2 separate regions of the Homo sapiens genome follow, and region 1 is linked to region 2. A link is an interaction called in ENCODE POLR2A ChIA-PET data of the cell type or tissue named here. Cell type or tissue: K562. All regions are shown on one strand. Each heading gives the region's core, and the rest is flanking DNA. Links, peaks and the distances in the headings are about the cores only. Region 1 overlaps ZBTB40 (zinc finger and BTB domain containing 40). Region 2 has its middle 1.5 kb from the start of C1QA.

The links. Peaks named below come from ENCODE experiments on the same cell type or tissue, not always from the same donor. Only the 100,000 strongest peaks of a DNase experiment are listed, where the experiment ranks them.
Region 1: POLR2A ChIA-PET joins it to region 2 with 10 read pairs; 2 of 35 experiments call an interaction of 5 or more read pairs at or near these places.

The regions. Positions count from the first base shown.
Region 1 is chr1:22,467,717-22,470,620 of GRCh38, reverse strand. The region is part of intron 1 of ZBTB40 (zinc finger and BTB domain containing 40); the gene reads right to left. Among named protein-coding and RNA genes, the nearest start is that of ZBTB40, 17 kb to the right of the region's middle. In K562, for the core only: no CTCF peak of the experiment used is centred there; no DNase peak of the experiment used is centred there.
Region 2 is chr1:22,633,714-22,636,554 of GRCh38, reverse strand. It overlaps a transcript of C1QA not described here. Among named protein-coding and RNA genes, the nearest start is that of C1QA, 1.5 kb to the left of the region's middle. In K562, for the core only: no CTCF peak of the experiment used is centred there; no DNase peak of the experiment used is centred there; H3K27me3 peaks cover 700 bases.

The sequences.
Region 1 (2,904 bases), core at 103-2,602, 170 kb after region 2:
TTCTCTCAGAGTACCCTCCTACTGGCCCTGACCATAGGCTTTTCTTTTGACGCTCGGGACATCTGTCTATACCAGATCAGAACTACTCCTCCTTCAAGAAGCCGAAGCCCAATGAAGCTCCCAGCTCACTTCAGATTTATCCCCCTTCTAGCTTCCTTCTGGGCCATCTGCCATACACTGGCTGTGGCAGACTCATTCCTTGTTCCCTTTCTCTGTTCCCCCACCCACTCCTTTCTCCCACACACTTCATTCACTTGTTACTACTCTCCCTTCCTTCATGCCACTTAAAACTTTATAAAAAACTTATCGATACCAAATGTACATGAAATGATTCCTTATCAGAAGGATAACAGTCAGAATTATGCAACTAGAATTATCCTCAGAGATTATGTAATTCAGCCCTATTATTTTACAGATGAAAGAATTGATAGAAATCAAGTGACCTGCTCAAGTCATAAATCTATAACAGGCAACAGCAGGGCCAGAACCAGGATCCAGGTTTCTGAGCTTTTAAGCCAGTATTTGAACCAAGATACCAAACTCCTAAGTACACACAACAGGGCTTCAGTGGGGAGGGCTTCCATGCATCTCACATGCTGCTGAAGCACTAGGCTGGTTATACAGCCTGTTTATCATTTTTTTCTTCGAATGTTGATTAAAATTCAACCACTGATGGCTCTTTCAGCAAAAAAATAACTATCTTTAAGTCATAAAACTGCCCAAAATATATGCAAACATATGATTACAAATTTCCCAATCCACTGCCACTAGAACTATAAGGTGGGGCCGGGCACACTGGCTCACACCTGTAATAGCAGCACTTTGGGAGGCCAAGGCAGGCGGTCATTTAAGGTCAGGAGTTCAAAGCCAGCCTGACCAACATGGTGAAACCCCGTCTCTACTAAAAATACAAAAATTAGTCGGGCGTGGTAGCTACTCAGGAGGCTGAGGCAGGAAAATTGCCTGAAGCCAGGAGGCGGAGGTTTCAGTGACCCAAGATCGCACCACTGCACTCCAGCCTGGGTGACAGAGTAAGACTCCGTCTCATAAAAAAAAACAAAAAACAAAAAAACAAAAAAACCCTATCAGGTGGATTTGTGACTTGACCTCAAAAACATTTAGGTGACTATTAATATAGCCGGGTGCAATGGCATGTACCTGTAGTCCCAGCTCCTCAGGAGGCTGGCACAAGAGAATGGCTTGAGGCCAGGAGGCCAAGGCTGTAGTGCTCTTTGATCACACCTGCGAACAGACACCACACTCTATCCTGGGCAACATAGTGAGACTGTGTCTCTTAAAAAAAAAGAAGTAATACATTAATGAAAACATAACTGGAAGAGGCTTTTCTACGCATAAAGGAAACAGAAGAAATTCACAAATGATCAATAGATTTGACTACATAAAAATGTAAGCTTTAAAACAAAACACCATCAACAAAATTAAAACATAAATGATAAACCAGTGAACACTTCATGGCTTAAAGGAAGTGACAACCAGGCACAGTGGCTCAATGCCTATAATCCCAGCACTTTGGGAGGCCAAGGCAGGAGGATCCCTTGAGACAAGGAATTCAAGACTAGCCTGGGCAACATAGTGACACTCCATCTCTAAAAAAAATACCAAAAAATTAGCCAAGTGTGGTGGAGTACACCTGTAGTCCTCGCTGTTCAGGTAGCTGAGGTGGGGACATTACTTGAGCCTAGGCAGTCAAGGCTATAGTGAGCTATGATTGTGCCACTGTATTCCAGCCTGAGTGATAGAGCAAGACCCTGTCCCTACTAAACAAACCAAAAAAGAAAGATTATACAAATCAATAAGGAAACACCAAGCATGGCAGCCCATGCCTATAATCCCAACATTTTGGGAGGCCAAGGCAGGAGGATTACTTGAGCCCAGGAGTTCGAGATCAGCTTAAGCAACAGAGTGAGACCCCATTTCTACAAAAACTAAAAAAAAAAAAAAAAAAAAAAAAAAAAAGCCAGCCAGGCATGGTGGCACATGCCTATACTCCCAGCTAGTTGGAAGGCTGAGGGAGGAGGATCACTTGAGCCCAGGAGTTTCAAGCTGCAGTGAGCCATGATTGTGTCACTGCACTCCAGCATACGCAACAGAGCGACATCCTGTCTCCAAAAAAAAAAAAAAAAAAAAAAAAAAAGGAAACATTAACATTTTAAATTTTAAAAAGAAAAATATAGATAATTCACAAAAAATTAAAAGTCAATAAACTGATTAAAAATTCAGCCTGGTGAATAATTAAAGAAACGCAAATCAAAACATGGAATCAAAAGTTTTTCAGTGACAGTATTTAATTGGGAAATAGTGTTTTAGACCGTGGACTCGGATTTGGCAGAACTAACTTGAACACTTACTCGGTGACCTTGGGCATATCACTTTAATCACTGTGAGCCTTAACATCCTTATAGTTTTAGTGTGAAGATGAAATGAGAGAATGCACCTGAATTGCTTTAGCAAAGTGACTGTCAACAGTAAATGCTCAATAAGTATTAGCTTCTTTTCTTTTTTTTTTTTTTTGAGATGGGGTCTTGCTCTGTCACTCAGGCTGAAGTACAGTGGTGCGACCTTGGCTCACTGCAGCCTTGACCACCTGGGCTGAAGCAATCCTCCCGCATCAGCCTCTCAGGTAGCTAGGACTACAGGCATGAGCCACTACACCTGACTAATTTTTTGATTTGTAGACAGGGTCTCCCTATGTTGCCCAGGCTGCTCGCGAACTCCTGGGTTCAAGGGATCCTCCTGCCTTGGCCTCCCAAGGTGCTGGGATTACAGGCATAAGCTACTGTGCCCAGCCTGCTATTATTATCAGGAAAAAAAAAAAAAAAAAAACAGGCCTGACACAGTGGCTCATGTCTGTAATCCCAGCACTTCGGGAGGCTGAGGTGGGAG
Region 2 (2,841 bases), core at 1-2,500:
AGTGGCCAGAAGCTCACCAGGGACATTTCAAGCAGACTTCAGCAAGACTGGGACATTGGGCGTCCTGCCCCAGCAACAGCTGGTGTGGGAGTGGGGGCAGTGAGGCCAGTGCCTGTGAGGATGTGGGGTGGAGGCCGTGCAGGGTGAGGTTCTGAGAACCAGCGAAGCACAGAACACCAGAGCGGAAGGAATCTTTAAAAAAATCTGTCCCTTGTAGGACTTTTCATGATTATGAAAGTGACATGCAATTCATTGCCAAAAGCTTGGAAAATACAAAGAAGAAAGAACAGTGCATTGGTGAGAAGGAAGCACAGCAATCTGTTTCTAGACTTGCTGCTTCCTAGTTGCATGTCTTTGGGAAATTACTTGACCTCCTGAGCCCTCAGTTTTATCTGTACACTGGGAACGGGGTCCTATATCATCTGATTATTATAACATTTTAATGACTTGCACATACAAAACACTTGGCACATGGTGAACACTTAGTCACTAGCTTTTGCCAACATTTAAAAAAACAGCAAGTCTAGGTGCTTTGGCTCACGCCTGTAATCCCAGCATTTTGGGAGGTCAAGGCAGGCGGATCACTTGAGGTCAGGAGTTCGAGACCAGCCTGGCCAACATGGTGAAACTCCATCTCTACTAAAAATTTAAAAAATAGCCAGGTGTGGTAGCATGCACCTGTGTAGTCCCAGCTATTTGGGAGGCTGAGCTGGGAGGATTGCTAGAGCCCAGGAGGTTGAGGCTGCAGTGAGCTTTGATCTTACCACTGCACTCCTGCCTGGGAGACAGAACAAGACCCCATCTCAAAAAAAAAAAAAAAAAAAAGAGATGGCAATGGCGGGCCGTCTGGAATGGCTGCTGTCATCACACTGGCTGCAGCAGGGAGGCACGGCCAGGGCTGCATGCTCCATGTAGCCAGTGGGAGCTGGGGACAGTGGGAACCCCGCCCTCCTGGGAACCACTGCAGCTGCCAAACCACAGCTGATCCTGCTTCATGGAGCAGGTGGGGGCCCCCGCCATCCCCCATGCAGCTGCAGCTGCCTAAACTGCAGCTGTGGACCCAGGCATCCCTGCAATCTTGGGGGCCCGGGAAGGCCCCCCGCCCCACCCTTCAGGCTCAGAAGTGTCTGCTCCCACTGCCTGGCTTCTCCCTCCTCTTGGCGCCCACTCTGATCTTAGAGCAAAGTTGGTGCTGAGCCTGGGTGCTGTCGCAGCCTGGCTGGGTGTGGGCATGCTTGGGGCAGTGCTGACACACTAGACCCCTGCTGCCTTGGCCCCCTCTGGACTTTGGGCACTGACTAGCATGGAAGGAAAGCCAAGGGGAAACTGAGGGCAGCTCGGCACTGGCCTGCAGACGCTCCTTGGCATGAACAGCCTGGGCACCATGAACAGCAGCAGGAGACAGACAGGCTCCTGGGTGGAAGGGGATGGGTCCCTGGTGAGGCCCTACCTTCAAGCCAGGGAGGGCCTCAAGGCTGGGGGCCAGGCTGCCAGTCCCACACACCAGAGTGGGAACTTATGGTGTATTTTCTGGGCTTGCCTATAGCCACCCATGGACCAATCAGTATGCACTTCCTCCTCTCTGAGGCTCATGAAAGCTTCAGGCTCAGCCAGAGCTGGGCAGACATTGGATGACCAGCTGCCGAGAGGAGCTACCCGCTCCAGGGCCTCCTCTCTGCTGAGAGCTGCAGAGATGGCAGAACAACTTGCCTGCAGAAAGGAGCTTCCCATTCCAGGGTCTTCCCTCTTCTGAGAGCTGGAAAGTCGACAGGATGACCTGCCTGCAGAGAGGAGCTTCCCATTCCAGGGTCTCCTCTCTGCTAGCAGCTGAACACTCATCAGGACACCCTGGCTGTGGAAAGGAGCTGCCCCCTGAGGGAGGCTCTGCAGGAGGCTGAGCTGTTCTATCGCTCAGTAAAGCTCCTCTTCGTCTTGCTCACTCCCCACTTGTCTGCATACCTCATTCTTCCTGGTTGCAGGATAAGAACTTGGGACCCATCAAATGGTGGGGCTGAAAGAGCTGTAACACAAACAAGGCTGAAACATGCCCCTTGCTTGCCATGATGCAGGTGAAGGGAAGGAAAGAAGAGCTGCGGCCCTCTGGGGAACCCAGACCTGGGAGCTCCCCAAGCTGGAGCTGTGACTCCCTTTTCGGGGCCCTGTGGTTCCTGGCATCTCGAAGCTTCTGGGTGCCACCGTGTTCCCCGGTGCCAGCTGTGGAAGCTGCTTGTGGTGTACTTGGTCTAGCCACAACCTCTCAGAGAGCTGGCGCCCATGCTGGCACCTGGAGCTGCTCACCCCGCTGCAGCAGCCGGCATGTCTGACTGTGTGCAGTGGCCAGACCCCATGTTCACTCACACACCCTTCACTGTTCCATGCCTGACTTGCCCTGGGCAGATGTGGAACCCAGGCTGGTAATGTGAGCTGAGTGCTGCCTGCCAGGAGGAGTGAGTGAAACAAGCCCAGTGGGCCTGAGCAAAACTTGGGCAAAGGTGCCACCAGCCACAGAGGTTTCCGGCCAGAAAATGACACCCCAAAGATCCTGTAACACCATCTCAAAAAAAAACAAAAAACAAAACCCAGCAACAAAAGCCTGTGAATTCTACCATCTAGAGACAATTGCTGCTAGTGTTTGAACAGATCATCTAGCCTTACTCACCTTAACTGATGGGATGCTCATTACCTGTCAGCACGGCACACTGCATCATTGTCAGCTTGGACCCTGAGAATGCTTTTCTTTAGATAGAGAGGCTCTGTCTCTCCCAGACTGGAGACCAATGTGTTCAGGCCTGGGCTGACCACATCTGTCTGCTTCTTCTCATGAGCATGTTTTTGTTTGTT